3 separate regions of the Mus musculus genome follow, and all the other regions are linked to region 3. A link is a loop called in an ENCODE intact Hi-C map of the cell type or tissue named here. Cell type or tissue: left cerebral cortex. All regions are shown on one strand.

Region 1 (8,000 bases), 79 kb after region 3:
TTTCCTGAGTGCTATGATTAAAAGTGTCTACCACTCCTGCCCTGCTGTTTCTTTGGTCTTTTGAGACAAGGTCTCACTATGTGGTACTGGCTGATGTGGAATTAGTTATGGAAAGCAGGCTGCCCTCCAGTTTGCAGCAATCCTCCTATCTCTGCCGACTGAATCCTGGGATTACAGGTTAGGGTTAGAGTTAGGGTTAGGGTTAGGGTTAGGGTTAGGGTTAGGGTTAGGGTTAGGGTTAGGGTTAGGGTTAGGGCTAGGGTTAGGGTTAGGGTTAGGGTAAGGGTTAGAAGTTGGAATTATAATTATCAACCATTGAAAACCCAATTATTTATTAGAAACGTACTGTGTGTCAATCTACTCTTCTCCTGAAAGACTTACAATATAAGTAAAAACTGCATTTCTTAGTGACTAAAATATAAGTAGTACATGCCGACTGAAAAATGATGGAATGAACAAAAGGTCCTTCTGCATCGCAAGGAGGACATGGCCACTCCAGATGCCATGGTAACATGTGCTGTTCATCCCCTCCCCCACTGACTCAGCACTCCTCTGATTAAATGTATTTCCATTACAGTTAGAAGAAGCCAAGCAAAATGGATTTTGGGGAGAGATAAAATCTCCAAGTGTTGAGGTTCAGAGGCTGGCTTAATAAAGCACTTGCCTGGCAAAGGTAGAAACCCTAGTGCAGATCCTTAAAACCCACATCAAAAGCTTGGAGGTTTTGGTTTGGAGGAAGTCGTGAGCTCTAACCAAATACTATTGTTTAACTAAACTGACAGAGTATCAAACTGCCTTCTAAATATTTATGTGAATTCTCAAAGATAAATTCTGCTCCTGACCTTATGAAGAGAAATATCTCTAGAGGACAGGGAAATTCATGGCAGGGTGCTGAGAATACTGGTGGTTAATGTTCAGCCCTAAGTAGGACATTTATACTGTCACTTTTGAGGTTTATGGAACATTTCAAAAGAGGGCAAAAAGAATGTAAGAGCTAGAAGATAGGAAGAAGGGCTGTGAAATGCCATCGTCTGGGCAGGGAGTAATCTTATCATACCAGCTGTGGATGCCTATGTTGGTTGTACACAAGAATGAGCTGGCCATTAGCCATGCACACATGGAGGAGGGTCACTGATAAATTGTAGAGGACATGAAGTTATTGCCTTCACTCCTACTGGTGACCCCACCAGGCTCCAAAGGAAAGTCTAATCCTTTGGTCACACAGACGGCTGTAGTTAGTTAGACTAAGTGGGTCACAGAAACCAAACCAAAAGTCATGAATCCAAGGGAGGAACTTGTGGGAAGAAAGGCATATGACAGGAAGGACAGGGAAATGGGAGAGGGCTGGGGAAGAGATTAATCAGAATACATTATATACATGCATAAAGTTGCCAAGGAATTAATTTAATTAAGGAAATTTAAAACCCAGGCTCAGTGGTGTGTGCCTACAATACTAACAGCACCAAGATGGGAGGTGGAGACTGGCAAGTTCCCAGAAATTCATAGCTAGCCTGACCAACATAAGTTACAACCAATGACAAAACTGGTCTCAAGTAAAAGGTAGAAGGCACTTAAAGACTGAAACCAGAGGTCATGCTCTGACCTCCACACTCTTGTTGTGCATGCATCCCATGCACACACATGAACACATGAACACACACACACATGCACACACACACACATGCACACACACACACACACACACACACACACACGCGCGCGTGCATTCATACCATCTCAGGCATCACCTAAGCAAGCAGTTCTCGTGTGCATTCATACCATCTCAGGCATCACCTAAGCAAGCAGTTCTCGTGCCCAGGAGTTCAGGGAGTGGAGTCGGAGCTCTTCATAATGGCCTTATGATGGCCCCAGGGAAGCAAAGGCTGTGCTCAGGCTGTGTTCAAATGGGAGTGCCAACAAACAAAGATGGGGACACCACTTTGGTCTCACTGAGTACCTAGCCAGAATCTGAGTCTTTGCCCTTCCCAAGATTTGTAAAAAGGAAACTCAAGCACGTTTCTTACAGTTTCCAAGACGAGAAAACTAAACCACACAGTAGGGACTTACCTGTGTACAATATAAACCGTAACCAAGTAAACTGAAGAGCTGTAGCAAGTTCTGCCTATGAAAAGCCAAGTTGCCTGGGGTGATGGAAAGATGAAACTGGACTTCCCTTATCCTTCCAGAAACAGGTTCAGGGGACAGAGAGGCAGAGACTCCCACCCTAGGAACATTTCTCGTGCTGCTGAGTTTGTGTTTGGGGAATAAATCACTTGGTATAATGATAGAGCTGTAGGTATTTGTCGTGTGCATTACACACATATGTTCTGAGCTCACTAAAAAGCTGAATCTGGAGGCAAAATTACTCCCAACTTCCCATTTCAGACCCAAGTATGCTTATCTTAAACTCTCCTACAAGGACCCTTGTATGAGAATGGTTTTCCACCCAACTCTGTGGCAGGAAGAGAAAAAAGCGGCAAAACAGCCCACGAGGAAAACCATCCTCTCGTTAAAAATAGCTAGAAGGTAAACCATTTTCAACAGATGTTACTCTTGTTTATCCCATGATATAAAAGTGCCCACAGTGGGAAAGAGAAGCCAGAATTTCCCCAGAAGTTCAGCCATGGGGCACTCATCCATATAGACCAAGCTCAATTGGGAACATCAGCCGACTGCCTCATCTTCACTGGGAACTCAAGCCGACTGCCTCAACTTCTCCGGTTGACTTCTCCTGGATGTTGTGAGCACATAATTTGAAAGTGTTATCTCTATCTGTAACTATTTGTTCTTTTACCTGACAGCTTCATCCAAAGGGACCCTGCGCTCTGCCTAGCCTGGGACTCTTTCCTTTGGGAACTCCAGCTTGCTACCTTAATGGGCTCCCCTAGTCAGTTGATACAGGCGATTCATAAATCTCTTGTGATTGTTTCAACTGTCAACTTGACACAATCCGGAATCTCTTGGGAAGAGGGGCTCAGTGATTGTGTAGATTGGGTTGGCCGGTGAACATGCCTGTGAGGGATTTTCTTAGTTGGGTTATTAAAATGGGAAGACCCACCGTGCATTTCCTGGGCTGCGTCCTGAGCCTTCGAGAAGGGGGCTGTGCACAGGGACACATGCTTGTACTCATCCTCTCTTTGCTCTTGACTGTGGATGTGACTAATTGCTATAAGTTTCTTCCTGACTTCCTCACTATGTTGAACTGTAGCCTGGCATTGTAAGCTAAAATAGACCCCTGTCTTCCCGAGTTGCTGTTTGTCAGGGTTTTTCACTGCAGTGACAGAAAGGAAAGTGGGACACCTCCGATTTGATGATGTTCCCTTCCTGCTGCCGTTTGTTCTTTCACTCTGAAGCCTCACCCAAAGGGACACCCTGCTCTGCCTACAACTTTTTCTGTTGGGAACTCCAGCTGATTGACACACTGGGGCTTCCCTAGTCCATTTCTGCTAGATATTTTTGAGCACCCAACTTGAAGGTTGGCGCTCACTTGCACTCCCCCCCTCTCTCTCTATATATATATACAAATACATATTTTATACATGTTAAAGAGTATTATTTAGTATTTAATATATAAAGAATAAATAGCAAGATCTACCTACCATCTATCTCTTGCTATTTATTCTTTAATTTTCACTTGCTATTTACTTGTTAAACTCACTCTCTCAGATCTAAGGGTATGAAGTATGGCTATCAGAGGTCATTCCCTAATGTGTGGAATAGCATTGGAATAAGACATTGTGATAGGAAGTTCCTATTGGCCCCTCACTCAAGGTTCTTTTGCTTTGTTTGGGGGAACTTTGTAGCCTGAATGCCTTCTTGCTCATAGGCAGTCCTGACCTCATCAAGGAGATACATGTCTCAGTTCCTTTGCACAGGAGAGATGGATCTTTCCACCATCTGCTCTGACCTGTAGGTGCCTGTCTCTTTCCCTGGCATTTGCCAGGCAGAAGTGGCCTTCTTTTGGGCCCTTCCTCCAGCTCTACTCACTGGTTTCGTTGCTGTTCCCTTTCCAATGCCATCACCTCCTCTGAAAAATGGAGGCTGTGCTTCCATTTGGTTGTAAAAACTCCTATGTATTATGATCATATGTAGGTCTGTCACACTGCACGGAACCTGTTTGTTTGCCTGCCTGTTTCCTCATTCAAACAGGGTGTTCCAGTGGGGGGCACAGACCCTGCTTTACGAGACAAGGTAGTCCAGCATGTAGCATCACAGTGCCTGGCAGTGAACTTCATTGGATGGATATACACTGCTAGACAGTGTCTGGTCTGCTGGGGAAGTCAGCCCCACTCCTGGGCAACAGCAAGGTTTCCAGTATCACTGAGCTTTCTTGGTACTATCCTTCAGCATGGGGGCAGATCAACACCTCTGATGGGACAAGACCAGCTGTGCAGTGCCCAGAAAGCAGTACCAGGTGGAGTGGAGGCGTTCTCAGTGGAGGCAGTGATGGGAAGGAGGGGGAAGCATGCTGGAGATCAGCTGTAGGAGTCATGACTGAAAGTCCAAACACAAGGAACCATAAAATCCCCGGGAAAATCACGAGCCAGGCTGGGTGCAGGAAGAACTGGGGAAATGAACAGGAAATGACTGGTTTGACATTTTTACTTCATTTAGAGCTTTAAAAAAAAACTTTTTAAAATTGTATTTTATTTAGTGTGTGTGTGCACACATGTGCACTCATGTTTGCATGCACATGACACATGTGGGGAAGTTGGAGGATAACTTATGAGAATCAGCTCTTACCTTCTTAAACTCGGGTCATTAGGCTTCATGCTAAGCACCTTTATTTACCAGCTGAGACTTCTCTCTGGCCCTTATTTAGAGCTTTGACTTCTGTAATGGCTGGTGTGACCCAAAAAGTAAAGTGGCATGTCTCCAAGTTTAGCACTCCATGACCACAACAGCCCTGAGGCCCAGCTATATTATCAGCTCAGGGCTAACCCTAGAATGTTCATAACTGATAGATCCACCAAACACAAGATGCCCAGCAAAGGGTTTTAGACACTGGCTGTTATGCAAGATTTGTGTTCATTTACCAAAACCATGTCTTCCACACAGCTTCCTCTTTGGAAAGACTCTGTCATTAACAGGAAAAGTAAAATTTTGCTGCCCAAAGTTTTTTTTTTTTTTAGGTTGATTTATTTATTTTATGTATATGAGTACACTGAAGCTGTTCAGATGATTCTGAACCTTCATGTGATTGTTGGGAATTGAATTTAGGACCTCTGCTCACTCTGGTCAGCCCCACTTGCTCCGGTACACTGTAGCTGTCTTCAGACACACCAGAAGAGGGCGTCAGGTCTCATTACGGGTGGTTGTGAACCACCATGTGGTTGCTAAGAATTGAACTCAGAACCTTCGGAAGAGCAGTCAGTGCTCTTAACCACTGAGCCATCTCGACAGTCAGATGGCCAAAGTTTTGTCCCCGATCATCTACCAACAAAAATATCTTTGGTGAGCTATTTCACCTCATGAGGTCTCGGTTCACTTTTTCAGAGCCCTAAATGTCTATTGGAAACCTTCCATAGTTACCTACCTCTTACACTCTTTGCCCAAATATTATTTTTATCTGAATTTGCTGTCCTGGGTCCCAGTGCCCAGGGGCTAACATTGCACATTATCTGCCTTAGATATACAAGGCTCAGCAACAATTAGGTGGTTTTGGAAATACAAGGCATGTGGATTCAAGGACCATCCACAATCACCAACAGAGGATGTAATATGAAATGTCTTTAGCATGGAAGACAGGACCAGGCCCCAGCACATGCAGACTGATGGATCCCTCAGCCCACTTTAACCTCCTTTCCCCCAATCCTTTCTGCTCCCGTATGCATAGAGGGCTGGGAGGTTTCCTCCTTATAAAAACCATTCTGCTTTTCCTTCCCCAGTGGCAGAGACAGCCAATCAGTCCCTCTTTTGAGAAGCTGACTTTCTTCCCAGAAGAGGCGAACTCAGCTCTATAATGTACTTCTTATCTTAGCAACTCAATCTACATGCTGATTGCTGTTGTCCATGCAATGAACAGCAAAGGGCTGCAACCCCCAAATGTTAAGTGAAGAGGAAGTGTCCCGTGATAGAGATGTTTGCTGCTCTGCAGCCAATAGGAACCAAAGACTACATGAGGAAACAACCTTAGGAAGAAGTACTGGACTGCTTAGAGCTGAAAAAAATGCTGAAAGGGCCACCAGTCTTCTCCTGCTGGGGAAGGGCATGCCTCTAAGTAGAGGTAAGAGCCAACACCTTGTTTCTAATGATCTCTGCAGAAAAGATAATGGTTCGTTGGCTACTCACTCTGCTGGTTGTCTACCCAACTGTCAAAGTTCTCATGACCAGTATGCTCCAGATGTACATTGCAGGAAAGAATTCTGATAAGCCTGCACTCAATACTCCTAAGGAATGCCCCTAATACAAACTATCTTGGGTTTCCCCAATTTCATAATACACAGTATAAGATGAGACTCTGCATGAATATTTTGGACCTGAAGAATAGGAGTCGAGATCACAGCAAGTCAGCAGAACCTTGACTAATCTGGTGGTCAAGATGGCATGAACGACAGCAACAGCAAAGAGCAGGGACCACAGAAGGAACAGCTCAGGATGCACCCAGACTCCCTGGGCAGTGTCACCCTCAGTGGTGATCTTCATGGGAGTTGTGAACATCTGCATCTGTGTCCCAGGAATATGAACTTGTCACTGTGTGTTCCTGAAGAAGTGACATCCCTAATTTTCTCCATTTGTGTGTCACATCCATTATAATATGTGGCACTCTGGTAATTATACAAGATCTAATCTTCCTTCTTCTTACCGGTCAGGTTTATCTCTTAAAATAAAGAAGCTGGAAACAATGAGGGCTTCCCTTAGGGCATGAGATGGCACTGCCCTGGCTTGAGATGGAGCATTATATGTAAGATGTAGCCCCAGCCCTGTCATAGGGACCACAGAGAAGCATCAGAGGAGCATCTTCAGTTTTCCACATCATGCTCCTGAAACCCACATCCTCCTGAATTCTCCTTTCTATAACTGTGCCCCAAACACAAATAAGCCCCATTTGGGTTTCCTAAAAACCAACTGGGCATTTTTCAACTGACACACAGTTTTAGTACCAACCCAAAGTAGAGGTAAAGATTATAAACTTTGTTGTCAACTATTTATTTATTTACTTATCCATTCTTTCATCCATTTATTTAGCGTTAATCTGCACATCGTCTGATCTACTGTTCCACTGTGACAAGCACACATTCTCCTAGCCTGGTCCATTTTACTGGTCTGATTTTCTCCCTTCTGTTCAGAACAGAAAAGAAAATTAAGCTGTTTCTCTGAAGACCTGTGCTCAGTATGGCCTCTTCTAGGATGGAAGCAACTAAAGACCCTGCCCCAGTCTCTCAGCTGTGGTCTCAGAGACATTAACACCAGAACAGAATCCCTCCCTCCCAACAATGCCCTATAAACTAGGCATTTCATTCTCATTTTACAGGCTAATGGAGCCAGGGCTTGGTGACTTTCCATCTGTTCCTGAAACCTGGGTGTTGTAGGAATCATTTAATCCCAATCCAGGTTTCTACTCCACCTTTGACCATTTAGTTCCTGGATAAAAGACACATGCAACCTTTATATTTACAATAAGCCTTACTCAACACAAGATCTGGGCAGTTATCTACTCTCTGTGCTGTTAGAGTCTACTTTCCTATCAGTAGTCCTGAGTTATCACTTACTATGTTTCAGCTGCTCTTAACTCCGATTGGCCAGCCCTCAGAACCATATTCTCTTGAACTCACTTAACCCATGGAGGTTTCTCCTTCCTCCTCCATCTTCTTCACCTCGTGCTTCTCCTCCTCCAACCTCAAGCCTGGGAAACCTAAACCCCACCTGTATCTGTTATGCCCAGTCACTGGCTGTTGGCATTTTATTTACCAATCAGAAATCATTTGGGTCTACGTGAAGACTCTAGGTCTTGAGAACCCTTACTTAGCTTAGATAGACAGCAAGACCAAACCTCAACA
Region 2 (8,000 bases), 97 kb after region 3:
GTTTGTTTTAAGAAACAGAGTTTCACTATGTATTCCTGGAACTCACTCTGTAGATGAGGCTGGCCTGGAACTCAGACATCTGCCCATCTCTGCCTCCGCAGAGCTGGAATTAAAGACATGTACCACCACTGCCCAGCTTAAAGTAATCTTTTTAGAAGAAGAATTTGATTAAATCTAATTTTTATTTTTCTGGACAGAAAGGAAAAATGAAATTTCAGAAAATTAAGAGGTTGGCTTAAGAAGTTCATGTGAAAACTCAACAGTCCAGGTTATGGAAGAAAAGCCAAGCTGATTCACAACCAGAAGCATCTCAGGAGTGACCAGCTAGTGGCCTTAGGTTAGGGGAAGCAGGTATGCATGGGGGAGGGGTTAGGGCTCTTCCAGGCTGCTGCCATGGTCATAGCTGGTATACACAAGCGGGAGGTGAGGAGTCTGCCGTCAGCTCATTGCTGGCAAAGGATCCCAGAAAGGAATCAAGTGAGTTTATGCCACTAGAAGGCAATCCTGTCATGGATGTGAGCCTACAATCGCTTGTGTTTCTGAAGGAGAGGTGCACAGGGCTGCTGGAGACTTTGAGTCATTGGGAGGTGAAGGAAAGCACAAAACATCCCTGATGCAAGACATGTCGTTTACCCCTGGCCACCTTCTGACCTCCTTGGACCAACCCTGGCTCCTCTGGAGAAAGCAATGCTGGGGAATTTGGCTAAGGGGGAAGCACACTGGGAGTAAGAAAGTGCAGGGATGGGAAGATTAGAGGGAGCAGGACATCAAGTGCATGGAGCAAACACAGGACGAGACTGAGGATCAGGATGGGAAACAAAACATAAGGCAGGAAGAAGGGTCCAGGATGCTAAGAAGAGAAACCGAGAAGCTACAGGGACTGGAGGAATGACATCAGATACTGTGTGAGGAAAAGAAGGCTTAACGGCCCCATCCCAGCTACTGCCATGGTCATAGCTGGTATACACAAGCAGGAGGTGAGGAGTCTGCCATTTATAACTCCCCTTCTGCTCCATCCCTCTTGTCCTATTTAATCTTCCCTTCTCCCTTCTTCTCTCTACCTTTCTCCATTGTTGCCTCTTTTCCTGGGGGTTGGGGGGTGGGGGGGGGCTGTGCCTAGATCTGCTTGGTTTATTATCCCTCTCAACCTTGAGTCTAAACTCAAAACCTTCTGAGTCTAAACTCTATTCAATTGCTTCTCATAGTCAGAGAGCCTAGAAACCAAGATTCTGATTCTAGATCAGTCGCTCCAGTGCTGGAAACACTGGCTAAGGGACTTACCATGAGAAACCACCTTTTCTTATTTTATGAACCTCCTGCGGGAGCTGTCAGGGATGACGGAGCGCACACAAATGGACAATCAAAACACCAAATGACAAAGTCTTACTCTTGGATTCCTTCACAGGCCTGCACTCCTCCGGTGCCTTTAAGGGCAGGTGATCCGCGTAGCATCACCTGCTCAAGGTGGACAGGCTTTCCTGTGATCCTCACAGTCGATCGCCCAACACAATGGACAGGCTGCTGTGTCCACATCAGAGGAAGGATCTTTGCAGAACAGTCTGGGCCTTGATGGCTCTCAGAGAGCATAGGTAGGCTTCCAAACATTAAGTCAGTCTAGACTGTGGTCTAACACAGGCTCCTAGAGTTAGAGGCCAAGACGTTTGATCGATGAAGCCGATCTAGGCTTCTCACAGGTAGAATAATTGAAGTGACGTTTCAAAGAAGCACTGAATATGCATAAGGGGGAAACAGAGAGAGGGGGGGAGGGTGAGAATATGTATGAATACGAATATGGGAGAAACTGGAAAGAAACAAGTGATGGATAAAGACAAAGACAAAACCCAAGCTCTAATACTTGGTGCATAGATGTGGTGGGGCAGAGACGTGGAGAAGGATGAAGGGAGAGCATTCTGGTAGAGCAATAAGGAGGCTAAGAGGAGTTGAGCCAGGCAGCCGGTAGAGCAGGCAGATGGAACAAGAGAGACAGAGAACAGAGCCACCGAGTGGGCACGCAGTGAGGCCTGGCAGCCAAGCCCTATGGATTTCCGAGAGAAGCAGATGCTTCCACAGGAGCAGCAGCTGGTGGTCCCTGAGTGTGTGCCTCCTTGTTGACTCTAGGCCCAGTGCAGCCTCCTGGGCAGCCAGCCTCAGCCTGGAGGTGCAGTCTGGGTCTAGAGAGGCAGATGACAAGCCTTGCCCCTCTTGGCCGGGGGGGGGGGGGGGGGGGGGGGGCTCCATCTCTCCTCTGCCATCCTCTCTTAGGCCCCACCCACCTATTCCATCTTCATTCCTTCCCCCCACCCCCCATCCCCCAGGCCTCTTGAATCCCAGGAAAGTCATGAACAGCAACCCCGTGACACACCAGGAAGGAAGTGGGCTGTGTTGGAGGGGTGAGTGTGAGCTACCACAAGGGTGTATACTGTGGTGAGAGGACTGTGGAGAGGACAAATGACTCTGTGAGCCCACAGTGAAGAGCTGGCGCCAAGAAAGCTGTGGGGAGATCATCCTGCAGAACTGCTGGCGAGGACGGGAGTCGGGGCTGTTAAGCTGTCTTCTCAGAAGTCCTCTCTCCCAGGGCTGACCTGCCATGAAGCCCAGAGACGGCCACAACCTCTTCTGAGCAAAAAGAAGTTGAACTGAACCTAGGTCAAAAAAAGTTTGGATTTCCCTGGCTTCATTCTGCACAGACGGCTGCTATGTGCAAGCCCCCTCCAGTGGGTAGAAAACATCAATGGGTTTTGGTGTGGATGACAATCCCTCCACCCCACCCCACCCCCGCCTGCCCCAAGATTTCCTCTAATAGGAAGGGAGCTCAGAATAGCTAGAGAGGGAGGGATCCTTCAAGATCTAGCATTCTATTGAGACCTAAGTAACTCTCATGATGCTTCCTTCCCGACACACCTCATCCCCTCCCAGAGATCTTTGAGATAATCCTGCAGTCACTCACACACCAGGCTTCTCTGCTGTGTATGTGTCAGTCTCTCTGTGGTCCTAAACCTAAGGTCAGAGGTTCTCTCTCAGACGTGACCCCAAAGTAGACAAGAGTCTCCAGGCTCTGGGAGGGAAGGTGGCAGAGGGACAGATAGGGCTTAGGATGTAGTATCCAGTGCAGCCACAGTATGAGTGAAAGACAGGTACCAGGGAGCCAGATGGGCCAAGAAGAAACAGAAGTTAAGTAGGAAGAGACGGATAAACAGCAGACACCAAGCAACCAGCCAAGCATATGCTTTGCAAGCAGGCAACACAAGCACCCAGTAGAGTTTGGGGTGGGGGAGGGGACACGGGCCCGCAGGGAGAGGGACACCAGCTTTTTCTGTGGCTAAATGTTGCATGGTCAGAATTCGTGATCTAATCCTTCTCCGTGGAATCTCAGAAAAATGGAACAGCAGCTTGCTGGCAAGAGAAAGAAGCACTTGGCACGGTGGGGAGGAGTGCTTAGGCCTGTTGCCATGGATCAATCTGGGCGGAGGAAACTGCCCCAGGCTTGGATAGCCAGGTGCCATCTCCAAGACCCCAGAGCATAGACCCATGAAGTCTGAAATGATCCACGAGAAAAGCAGAGAATTGTGGTGTGTCTGCTCAGGAAGTCCTTCAGCCCTGCAGGTGCCAGCTTCCCGCTGATGCTGATGAAGCCCTTCAAGGCTAGAGCCCTCAGTCTGGGTGATGTCATCCCTTTGAGCTTCAGGCAGGAGAGGGGTGGAGCCAGGCTGCTGCCTTGCGGAGTTTGCAGGCTCCACCTCCAACCCAGTCAGCTTCTCGCAACCCCCACCCTCTTGGCCAGCTTTCCTGGCCAACCTTGCCAGAAACCGGATGCTGCCGCAGCGCTCCTGGGAGGAGGGCCACCTAGAATCACCCTTGCAGAAAGCCAGATCTCTACAGAAAAGGGCTTTCTTTACCTGAGTCTTCTTCACTCGTTCTTCACTGTTCCCATATTCATTTGGGGGAAGCCCTGAGGTTTCTTGTGAGGCCAGCCTTACTCTCCTCCCACTGCATGTGCTCAGTGTGCTGCCAAGTACCGGGTGTCCCAAGTACGGGAATTTCTTTAAGAACTGTCCCAAGGGAGGAGTGACTGAATCAGACAAACAGCACTGTGGATCTGACAGTGCTGAGCTAAAGGAATAAAGGTTCTGAGCTGAATATAAGCCTGCTCTAAGTCCTAAAGCCAATCACACTCTTAAGCATTGTGCCTTCACCTCTTACAAGGTCGGGCCAGACACAAGTCAGCCCTGCGCAAGCTGCTGGCTTCTCTCCAAAGCTAGCATTGGCTCCAGCTCTCTGCTTCCCCGCCTCCTCCCCTCACCCAAACTAGCCGCTGTGCTTGGAGCTTTAGGATGCCTGGAATGGGCAAAACTATGTTTCCCTAAGCCTGATTTAGCAAGATACTAGGGGATTGCCTTCAGCAACACTAGACCTGCCCAGGGTAGCACAGATGCTCATCCTAGCCTGTCCTGGGAAACACCACACTGCAGGGTCTCTTGTTTGTAGGCACTCAGCTGCTTGGTATAGTCCCAGAGCCCAAGAGCAGAAAGGAACTTTCCCAGGTGTAAGCCCTAGGCAGCAGTCTAGAGCCAAGCTTATATGCCCCAGTGCAGATTCTCAGATCAACTCCAGGGCATTCTTACTTAGCCTAAATACTAGATCTGAAGTCATACTATGTATGGTGGGGGGGGGGGGGGAGGTAGAAAAAAGGACCTGGGAATGAATTTTCTACTTTGATTCATTGAGCCCTGGACCCCAGACCTCTAGCCTACTAGGAAAATGTCCCTGAACTTTATAGTTCAAATTGTCCTACTGGTCATATATGTGTGTGTGTGTGTGTGTGTGTGTGCGTGCGTGTGTATTACTCAAAGCTGCTTTCTTTTACATCAGATTTAAGTCCCATAATACTGCCATTATGAAGACAAAATAATTCGACCTGAGTAAAATAGTAATTTGATCTAATTCTTATGAGTGGGTAAACTGAGGAAGGATTTGAGCAGATATGAAAATCTTCGCAAGTTTTGTGAAATCATACAAAAATAAGTGAGCAAAATAGCTTATTATGAATCAGCTGAGAGCTCAGGTGCCTGGACACCTAATATATAATCATGTCTCTGTTTCGTATTCTTAGCTCAAAATGAAGAGACATGACAAGATGACTGGGAACAGACGCTTCCACCCACAGACCGATGCTTGAAGAAGGAATGAGAAAAGAAAGTGGGACAATTGTGTGATAAAGTGGGCTAACACCTGACAAGTGGGCCCTGATGGCAGCAGGGTTTAGAGAGATTGAGGGGTGTGGCCTTCCTAGTGGGCGTGGTCTGGAAAGGGCGTGGTCCGCTGTGATCTCAGACTGTCTGAAGGTGCTGCTTCTGCCAACTGGGGTATGCATGTGTGTTACATGCACACCTATATTACGACTATTTATAGGGATGTCCCGGAAGGTGTTACACATGAATTTGGTAAAACTACTTTATAAGACATGTATCATTGGCATGTGCATGTAAGATAGAAAGGGAAGGACATGACTGTGTAGAGATGTGAGCGCGGCCCATGAATATTTGTCAGGGTTACCTACCATAGGGGAGAGTTTTTTACAGACAGGTTCAAGAATATGGATATGAACACAGGTTTGTGTTTGGGATCACCGCAGAGCACCAGTCATAGGGGTTTATTTCTTAGGCCTCCCGAAGAGTCACCTGTGCTTCTCTCGTTACGGTGACGTTCTCAGAGATTTCGTCATACGTTTTATAATCTATGGATACACCCGTAAGAGCATTCAAGCCCAGGAGATCTGGCAGAGCTTCTGCCCCTTTGTGGCCCCTCCTTCACTCCCCTCCCCCTCCCAATTCTGCAGAGCAGAGGAGAAGCCTTGGTTCTAGACAGATGATTGTGGCTAAAAACATTTCAATTCTAGCCTGGAGGCAGGGAAGATGCTGGGGGAGGGGGGAGAAAGTCTCTAAGAGAGATGAAGCCTTAGCAGGTCTTGTTTGGCCCCTGGATTGTCTGGCTTGAACCCCTTGGTGCCAGAAACCCCATATTGGGGTTTCTTAGACTTACAACTCCTATGCCCTCACTTGTGTATTGAAGCCATGGCTGGGCCCCAAGTCTGGTACTGAGGATGATGGGAGAAAGTCTCCCTACCCATATCTGTGAAAGCCCTGAAGAAGCATCCAGTTACTATGGAGCAGACAGGCTACCTTAGCCTTCCTCTGATTCTCAGGTGGTGCCTCAATAAGGGAAATGGTAGCTCAGCTCTCATCAGAGCCCTGTGGCTCACTCCACACAGGGCCATGAGTCTCGAGAAAGTAGATACTCCTGCATTCCCACATACCTGGCCAGCTGCCAGGGAAGGCTATCCTCTGTCACCACAGGACAGCCCCACTGCCCTCCATCCTCAGCTGTTTGAGCTGTGTTGAGCCTTTCCCTGTGGAGTGAAACTTATAAGTCAACAACCTGTGCCAAAGCTAAGACAATGTTGGCTTTAATCACGGGATGGATGGCTCACTCCTTGAGTCTAGTGGCAGCCTCTGCAGTCAGTGCCTCCACTGCAGCTGCAGGATGGAGCCATGACAAAGAGAGTAGAGGGTAGGAGTGCACAAGGAACAGACAGTGTGGCCACTGAGGGCACCTGGGACTTCTCTCCAGGACAGGAGGGGTGGTTCTTCCCGTGCCAAAGGACATCTGCGATTGGGCTCAATTTCTCCCCTTCACATTCTAGGACAAACCTATATGATCACATGGCAGAGCCTAAGGGTACAGAAGAGCTGAAAGAGACCCCAGCACCCCTTTCCAATAAGAATGTAAGAGTATTGAGACCTCTGATGAAGGGAAAAGAATTGGCGACTGTCCCAGAGGTCACTTGGGGTCATATGACTATAGCTGTGCAGGAGTTTTGTAGTTCTTGTCTGCCATTTGGTAGCATTTAGAAATGTTTCCAATGGTTCAGCAGTAGCCAGATTCTCCTGATCTGCATTGGGAGATGGCTGTGATTAAAATTCAGCTGCGCAGCTCTTGCTGGGAACTGCAGTATATATTACGCACCAGAGCAGGGCCGAGCAGAGCCTCCCACTCTGCAGCAAAGGAACGCAGAGCCCCTCCAACTGTCTGCAGGTCTCCAAGTGTGTGGTCTCTCCATGTGTTTTCCGAGAGGGGTTCACAGTTTTAACTGATTTATAAAGCAATATGCTACCTGAACAAGGCTGAGAACTGCTGCCTCACAGCATCAGGAAGATAGGCTCCAGAGAAACCTGATCTTAGCAATCAATAACTAGGCATCTAGAAACATTCAGGGTTGAACTTTTTTTTTTATGGGAATATGTTTTTTTTGCATACATTCACTTTAGAATGTAAGTTCTTCAAGAATAGGGTTCTTGTCTGTTGACTTGCCTACCAAGGTAGCTTAAGCCTAGGCCAATACCTAGCCATCATGTGTGCAAATACAAAAATTGATGGATTGATTAATCTGCCTAGTGTTTCCCTTCCCTTGGCCACTGCTTGGAGTACAAGAGTCACTAGAACTACCATCATTTGGGGACCTATGACAAATATTTTCAACAATCATTTTGTAATTGAATATTATGTCTCAGGGTTGTTCACCTACTGTCAAAGACTTATTTACCACTATGGAAAAACTCAAGGCAGTGCACCCACAACCAAGTCCAGCATTCATGCTATTGCTGCAGAGGCAGAGGAAGAACCCCTAGGAGATGGCACAGATGTGCTCAGCTTGTGCTAGAACCCAATACCCCAAACAGAACAGGCCTGCAAAATTCAGCATCTTGGAGTCTGCACATTGGCAAAAGAGCTCTAAAACGGGCTAGGACCACACTAGACCTCTGTGCAGGCTGTTAGCCCTCTGGATAAATTCTGCTTGTCCCTCCCTTCCCTCCCCACTTTGCATCCTCTGCAGCTCAGCTGCTAAGCCACTGGGGCTTAATAAGCGGGGGACAGGAGGCAAACTAGAGAGAGGCTTATCCTGGGGTAGAAAGTGCCCCCTTCTGGGACAGAAGAGAGCCATG
Region 3 (8,000 bases):
CACATGCCATATTTTTCTGGCTTCATTCAGGAACACAAAAAGGAGGCTTGCTGCTCTGCATGATGTTTGTTCCACAGAACTCAGGATCTGGGTGATAGCCTTCTCTGTGAACTGTCCCCCGAAATATGTCACCATCACACCTCAATAATTTCTTATTTTGCCAAAGGCTACAGTATGGGAAGTATGTTCAAGAATTCTTGGCCCCCAGGGATGAGTCTGTACACCTAGGTGTTCTGTGCCTGCTCAAGGCTAAAGGATTCTGTGGTAAGTTGCTGGCACAGGTGGGCTATTTCTACACCATAATATGTAGAAGTCTAAAAGACAGCTAAAAATATGGCGTCTACTGGAATGCTCACGCTGTGGCTATAACATGTTGTGGGTTTGGATTACCCCCTTTCATTTAAGTCATCATTCTTCCAACCATAGGAGGGACAGTAGAAGGAGAGGACATGAGCATCGTTACAGGCAGTTCCTCCTCCATAGCATCCCCAGTAACCCAATCCCATTCTCCTGTGATACTATACAGGAAGCAAACAGGATCTGGAGTTTTCCCCCTAAAGGATTACAAGAAGAGGGATTCAAACATAACAAACAAGTTTCCCCAGTAGTGCATTGGGTCATGGACTTGCATGCATTTGGTACCATGAAACCAACAAAAAGTTTCTAGATGCCCAGGATTAGAAAAGCAAACAAAGTCATCAGGTCATGGTTAGTGCCAGCAATAGAGAGAACAAGGACTTGGGCTAAGGACGCATGAGCAGAAATATCTTCCCAGTGGCCAAGTAGACCCTGAACACTAATCTCCAATCAGCACTGTGCTAGACAATAAGGAGGACACAGCAATGGCAAACCATTTGGCATTCAGACACTAGAGTCTGACCATGTGAACAATTCTTACGTGTATCTCTCAACGCAACACCACAAGAAAGATAGTGGACTGGTCCATTTTGGTTCCTATAACAGAATATTCAAATGTGGGTAATGGTTTTGCTTTATATTATTCATTATCATTATTGGGTAGAGCGCATAGTGCGGTGTGTGTGAGTATGAGCACACAGGCCACCACATATGTGTAAAGAATAGTGGACAATCTTCAAGAATCAATTCTCTCCCACCACCATGGAGTCTGGCACTTGAACTCGGGTCATCAGCTTGTTGGCAAGCACTTTTACCCCCCCCCCCCCCCGGTTCAAGCTCACCTGCTATGAGAGGTTTGGGGGCCAGAGACATGGTTCTGTAGTTAACAGCTCTTATTGCTCTTCTAGAGACCAAACTGGAGCACCTATGTCAGATGGCTCACAGACACCTGTAACTCCAGCTCCAGAGAATCTGACACTCTTCAAATTGTCTTCTGGCACAGGCATACACATGGCTTGCACACACACATCCACATAAATAAACATAATAATAATACATTTGTTTAAAAATGAGGTTTGTTTAGCTCCGATTTAGAGATATAAATCTAAAATCCCAGTGCCTTTTTTTGGTGAAGATCTAGATAGTGTCATAGTAGAAGTGAAAGGTCACATTGCAAGACATGAGGCCAGGGAGCAAGTCAAAGTTTGGGATCCCTGTCACAATTCCCTACCATGAGAGCCCAGGGTCCTACAAGAATTACCTTTGTCCTTTCCAAGGTCAGCTCATGCAGTAATCTGGCTCCTCTCACGTGTGTGTTACCTTAAAGGTTCCGCCAGCTCTCAACACTGCCCAGTAGTAGCCAGGCTTCAACACATGATCCTTTCAAAAACAAGCCACATCCACACAACAGTGCTCAAGTTCAAACAGCCATAGAGCTCCAAGAACATGGCAGTACAGGTGGCTGAGGTCTGAGCTCAGTCTTCAGTAAAGAGAGAAAGAGGAAGAAAAGTCTACCAGGGAGTGAGCTGTGGGGTCTATGGCCTGCAGAGGGCAAGAGCTTATATGGTGAGCATCCTTACTGTCCACCTCAGAGTGGACAGTCAGTAAGTGTTCATGGCAAGTGAATCTGTAGAGATAATAACACATTGACCTGTCTAGCCAGTTATAACACAAAGAAGCCTCCATGTAAAGAATAGAGCATGTGTTGAGGCAATGATGAACCTGGCCAGCTGGGGAGGGTGAGATCAAAGAATAGGCAAATGAGAAGAATATGGACAAGTAGAGGTTAATAGAGATGACAAATAAGATCTGGTCCTCTGCAGGGACACAGAAGACAGCGTCACTTTTGGTTCCAATGAAACCAAAGGCACAGAGGCTGGGAGTCAAAGAGGCCCCTGCAATGGTGTGAGGAGGAGTCTGTGATTCTGCTGTGGACCCACAGATGGATGAGCTGGGGGTTGGGGGGAGGGGGAGAAAAGGCCCTGAAGCCACAGCTGGAGAGTTTGCAGGGGTCTATTTTTGGCACCCATTCGACCCCAGACCTCTCATTCCCGGACCCCTCCACGCTTAGCTCTCAACTCCACACAAAAGGGCCTTGTGTGGGAGTGCCAGTAGATGCAATGCATCTTTATATCATTGCCTCCCCTCCCCAGAGCCTTGGCATGAGCAGAGCTCTACCAGGTGCTGGAGACAGGAAGGGAGGGGCTGGGCACCAGACAGGAGTCAGAGGGCAGAGGGAAGCAGCAGCCCCTCTTCCCCCTGCTCCCCCCACCCCGTGCCTTTTTGCCAACCCTTCCCTCAGTGTCCTCCTGCCTGCTCCTTCTCTCTCTCTCTCTCTCTCTCTCTCTCTCTCTCTCTCTCTCTCTCTCTCTCTCTCTCTCCTGTTGTGCTTCCCCTCTTTTCAGTCCCTTCCTTCTCTCCCGCTCTGTCCTTCCCTTACTGGGCTGCAGAGTCAGTGAAACCTAGAGACAGAGCCCGATTTAATCTTGGCAAACATCCAGGACAAAACATACCACAGCAACAAGTTTCCATGGTGCTTGGACACAAGGCAAATGAGGTCTAGGGAGAGATTGCTGGCCTCAGATTTGTCTACCCTGAGTCTCATCCCTGCCTCACCCATCAAGTATATATCCTTAAATAAGACTTTTAGCCTCCCAAAGTCACGCTGAGAATTCTGTCAGTGACCAATCATTCAGTCACCATCAAATTGGAACTTGCAATGCCCAGTCAGCAGCTTGCACACCAAGAAAACACGGAGCACCTGTGGTGTACCATGCCTCCACGTGGTCCCTCTCCTCACACAACTTGCAGTTAATAGCAATAGGGCTTCTCAGAAACACAGTGCAAATTCAGCCATTAACAGAAAGCCAGTCCAATTTCAGAGTTCAAGGACTGCTATGTTCCCAAGGTCTATCAGATTCTTTGGAAAGGGGACATAGCGTGGGCTCCAGTGCTCCATGGAATGTAACTGTTGCAGCTCCTGTTGAAAGTCAGAGGATAGTGCTAAATCCCAAAGCTTGCCTACAGGCAATATCTATTCTGGGTAATTAGGAATAAGGGACAACAGGAGAGTGCAGACTCATCGCATAGGAGACAGTTTGCTGGACCCATGAAAGCCTAGCTATAGACACACTGGTGTGTATGAGGCATATTCCTGGGACTGGGGTGAAGGGAAAAATAAATAGTGGTGCAGTATATTTGGAAAAAGGAAAGAATTTTATCCAGAGCCCTGATTCCTGAGGGATCAGAAGGTAGATGCCTGTATATACAGAGGGAGGGAGGGAGGGAGGGAGGGAGGGTGGGTGGAAGGGAGGGAGGGAGGGAGGGAGGGAGGAGAGAGAGAGAGATTGAGAGAGAGAGAGAGAGAGAGAGAGAGAGAGAGAGAGAGAGAGATGAAGACAGAGACAGACAGAGAAACTCTATCCCTTTCTAGGAAATCAAGTTATAAAAGGGAAAGCCTGTAGACTTGTGTGGGCACAGCTGCCTAGTAGGAGATTGAGGGGAGGCCATTTGAGGCTCTGAAAAGAGAGTTTCATGGGAAACCTAGCACAATGAGCTCATAGAAGGAGGAATGTGAAGTTAAAAGGACAGAGGGGCAGGCTGCCACGAGCACTGCTTGCCTGGCAACTTCCCAAGGTTAATCGAGGGGCATCAAGCAGACTCTGAGACATTCCAACACTAGGGAAGCGGGTTGCACCGTTACCGTGGGGAGAAGGGGCCTCTCTCTGCCCGAGGCTGCTGTCACTTCTGGAGGCTTTTTGTAGAACGAGTTCTACAAAACCCATGGTGGGTTTTGTGGTGGGGCATCTCATCCATCGTCCAAGCAGACAATCCGTTACTGACAGACAGGCAAGACATCAGGGCCTAGTTCAACTGTCCTTGGACCCAGAGATGACAGCAGTTAGGAAACCTCTGTACATAGTTGAAACCCCCACTACATAAGAGATGGACATTTTTAAAAGAGCACGAAGGGAAGAGGGAGAGAAGAGGAATCAATGATAAAGGCAGGGAAACAAGAAGTCTAGACTGCAGGAGAAAATGGTGGCACTCTAGGGGCTTGTGTTCTAGCATGAAAGGTTTGGCATAAACAGAAATGCCAAGCTCTTATTATATGATATTAATACAACCCAAACCCATGTCTCCACATCAACATACAAAGCAACAGCCACACAAACACTAGTGCAGAGGACATACATAGGTAAGTGTGACAGAGCAAATGCATTGGTGCACCATGTATTGGTGCAGGACATTCTGCACATAGATTGGTACCCAGAATCCCTCCAATCACCGCATGTGCATAACTACAAAGCCCACCCACTCTGCTCTGTGGGCAGGTGTGACACTCCTTCTGGAAGCATAAGCTTAACACACACTGAACCACAGCATGTGGGTTGTCTGTGGTCAGCCGCAGCAGAATTCCCAGCATGGGTGTCCCTAGAACACTCTTGCCATTCGTGCCTTTTCCCAAGGATACAGCTTTTTCATGGTCGCATAGTACACAACATCTAGGATGGCCTACCTGTACTTCATCTTAATTATAGTGTAGAGGGTACCCATGTTCCCTAGCTACAGAGTCTAGGGAACAGCCACCAGTAGGTGGCGCCATTAGGAGCCTCTTAGAACCAGGAGTGGGATTAATGAGGACAAATTACATTTCTAGAAGGAAACTTGGTCATGCCCAGAGGGGAAAAACCCTCTTTACTGTGCCAGGGCCAAGCTCCGAAAATGAATTTGCCAGGCATTCAAGACAAGGATGACCACTCCCAGGAGGAAGAGAGAGGACGCAAACTAACAAACAAACCCAAAACCAAACCAGCCCAGAAAAAGGGATCAGGAGAGCCACTTCTGTGTGAGCAGTTGGAACTGGACACATGTGCACACATGTTAACTCTTCATGAACACTTTTGAGTGCTGTGCTATGATGCTAGACAGTCATGTATGTGTCAGTGGGTGTGGGCAACGTAGGTGTGTGAAAGCTTAAGGATGGGGGTGGGGCATGGACACACTTCAGCAGGTGATGCTACATAAGATGAAACCAAGCAAGCTAACACTCTCATGGTCACACCATCAGCACAGCACAGACCACAATTGTTAGCCTCTACCAACATAAACCCCAGCCCACACACTCCAGGAACACACACACACACACACACACACACACACACACACGATCACAACACCCACACAGACAGGTGCCGCACTGCCACATACAGACCTGCTCGCCCACACACTTTCACACATATATACGGCCTCAGAGAGAACCATAGGAATACATAGAATTGCTGTAGAGGCATGCACTGCTCTCCATGTGCACACACAGGTGTGTACTCTCACACATTTGGTGCTGTATCTGTAAATTCCCATGCCCTCACACCCTGGAGAAATTGAGAGAGAAGAGACCCTCCTGTTTTGTGCAGCATCGTAATGAGACATGAGAAAGATGTACAAACAGAAAGACTCCTGGTCTGAGGAAAGAGGGAAAGGGCAGAAAGGGACAGTCTTCTATGTGTCCTGTCTCCTAGTACTTCCAGGTTCCTCAGCACAGTGGCCAGGACCTCTACATCAGAGACAGGAGAGCCCCTGGCATTTCCTCATAAGTAGAGTCTGAATCCCTTACTGCAGATCCAGGGTGTGTACAGTCAGAACCAATCCAGCCCCTTTGATTAGGGAGGCTTCTAAACAAGCCACAAAAGCATATACCTCCCACGGCTGTTGTGAGTCACAAGTACCAGAGTCATGCCTGAGCTCTCCATAGGGGTGGCAACACCTCAGATTTCTATCACCATCCACTCCCGGACCACAAGGGAAACAGTCTGTGCAAAGCACACTGGATAATTTGGTGACACAGCATTTTACATTTCAGGGATGTAAGCCATGAGACCTGGCTTCTCACACGAACGTTGCTAACCTCTGTGATCCAGGAAAATCACCTTCCTCATCTGAGCCTCAGTTTCCCCTTTAAAGACCCAATTAGTCACAGTAATAGCACTTGCTGGAGTTGAGGTTTCCACATGGTAGGCTATTCATAAATACTTCACACACAAAAAAAATGAGTCTTTGAATCCCTATGGTACTAAGAGAAATGACCTATTATTCTCCCTACTTTGCATGAAAGCACCTGTCCGTAATCAGACACGTGGTCAGAGATGAGCCCACACAGCCACTGACAGAATCCGTGTTCTTAAAGATGACACTGCTTTAACTCCTTGATGGCATGCCATGTGCACTGAATGACATCATGGGTATAGAAGTTCTTTGAAGACTGCAAAGCATTCTACAAATGTGAAGATAGGTTGTTATGCATCCCAGCCTGGCTCATGGATGAGTAACTGCATAAATAGTGAGAACCACACAGAATGCAGGAAACCAGATGAAGATGAGGACCATCTGTGACAGGCACATCACACCAAGAAGAGAGAAGTAGGTAGAGGATAGGACAAAGGGGGCTCATGAATCCTGTGCAGCTCCTGCCTCTTTAGTTAACCCATTACCTGCCAAGAGGGCAAACTTTTTTTTTATTAAAAAGAGAATTTTCAAGTCACCTTAAAATCCCCCTCCTAATTATAATCATTACCTCAATGGTCTCCTTTTACCTATGCATGCCCAGTCACCATACTTTCCAACACTATTACTTAGAACACAATGTCCCAGGACAGCTCTCAGAAGGATAGTCAAGAGGCTTCAAAGAACTGGAGGAGGTGTCTCTAATGCTCCGAAGATCAGGGCATGGAGCCCAGGAATAATTTTGCTAATTTCATGAAAGAAATGGAAGCTCTGGACTCTGTTCTTGGTTCCAAAGCTCATTCATTCCAGTGTGACCTACAGGTTCCTGAAGGAGGTTGCCTAATTCTCAGAAGACAACCACATATGCTGTACACAAGGGCAAACTCCATCTCCTTAGATGACACACCTCTCATCATAAGGTGGCTGGGACACAGGACAAGGAGGGTGGATGCTACACTGCCCCCCCCCCACTTCTTATATCCCCTCACAGGCTTTACTCTTCAAAATCCCTGGCAACCTTCCCCTTCCCCAGGCTGCCCCTCCTCTTCCCTCCCCTCCCTGATGATGAATCCATTAGCACAGAGTTCTTTTCTTGCACTTCTCAAGCTGGCAAAGCCATCTCAGGCATTTAGTGGTGATGCCTGTGAATCTGTCAGCATTAGCAGAGCAGTGAAGGCACCAACCATACGACGTGGCGCTTGCTCCTGTTACAGCTCCTCTCACACTGCTCTCCAATAGTCAGGACCCCCTACATCTTAAGGAAGACACAAGACTCAAAGGAATGGAGTCTTAAGGAGCCTCCAGAAAACCAAAGGAGGCCAGAAATAATGGGCAGGAGAACTTTCCATTAACCTTCAGACCAGCCTAGGCTTCAGAATTGTCATGCTGTCCTTCCCTCTTCATTCATAGCTTAGACAGGCTTTTTCTTCTGAGAATCCTTTTCTTCCCCCCACATATAGGATACATACAGAATACATCACCATGTACCCTTCCTTCTTAGCAACCTTTGCCTGCAGCTTGCACTCCTGCTTCATGATCATCTCCCCTTCCACTCCTTGATGCTGTGTCTCCAAACATGGTTTATGAACCACCTACATGAAGATAGCCAGAACATAGGAAAGTACCCCAGTCTCTGAAGA

Evidence for each region. Peaks named below come from ENCODE experiments on the same cell type or tissue, not always from the same donor. Only the 100,000 strongest peaks of a DNase experiment are listed, where the experiment ranks them.
Region 1: it touches region 3 in a loop (8-fold over the local background); 7 of 42 quality-filtered maps call a loop at or near these places.
Region 2: a loop joins it to region 3, with 5 times the contacts of the local background. A loop is called at or near these places in 9 of 42 quality-filtered maps.

What each region holds. Positions count from the first base shown.
Region 1 is chr9:27,205,456-27,213,455 of GRCm38, reverse strand. No RefSeq gene overlaps it. Among named protein-coding and RNA genes, the nearest start is that of Jam3, 54 kb to the right of the region's middle. In left cerebral cortex, no CTCF peak of the experiment used is centred here; a DNase peak (open chromatin) is centred at 4,420; H3K27ac peaks cover 838 bases.
Region 2 is chr9:27,187,893-27,195,892 of GRCm38, reverse strand. No RefSeq gene overlaps it. Among named protein-coding and RNA genes, the nearest start is that of Jam3, 36 kb to the right of the region's middle. In left cerebral cortex, no CTCF peak of the experiment used is centred here; DNase peaks (open chromatin) are centred at 4,231, 5,179, 6,399, 6,991 and 4 more places; H3K4me3 peaks cover 932 bases; H3K27ac peaks cover 5,413 bases.
Region 3 is chr9:27,284,585-27,292,584 of GRCm38, reverse strand. No RefSeq gene overlaps it. Among named protein-coding and RNA genes, the nearest start is that of Igsf9b, 11 kb to the left of the region's middle. In left cerebral cortex, a CTCF peak has its summit at 4,950 (motif pointing right); DNase peaks (open chromatin) are centred at 4,932, 5,528, 6,070, 6,677 and 3 more places; H3K27ac peaks cover 482 bases.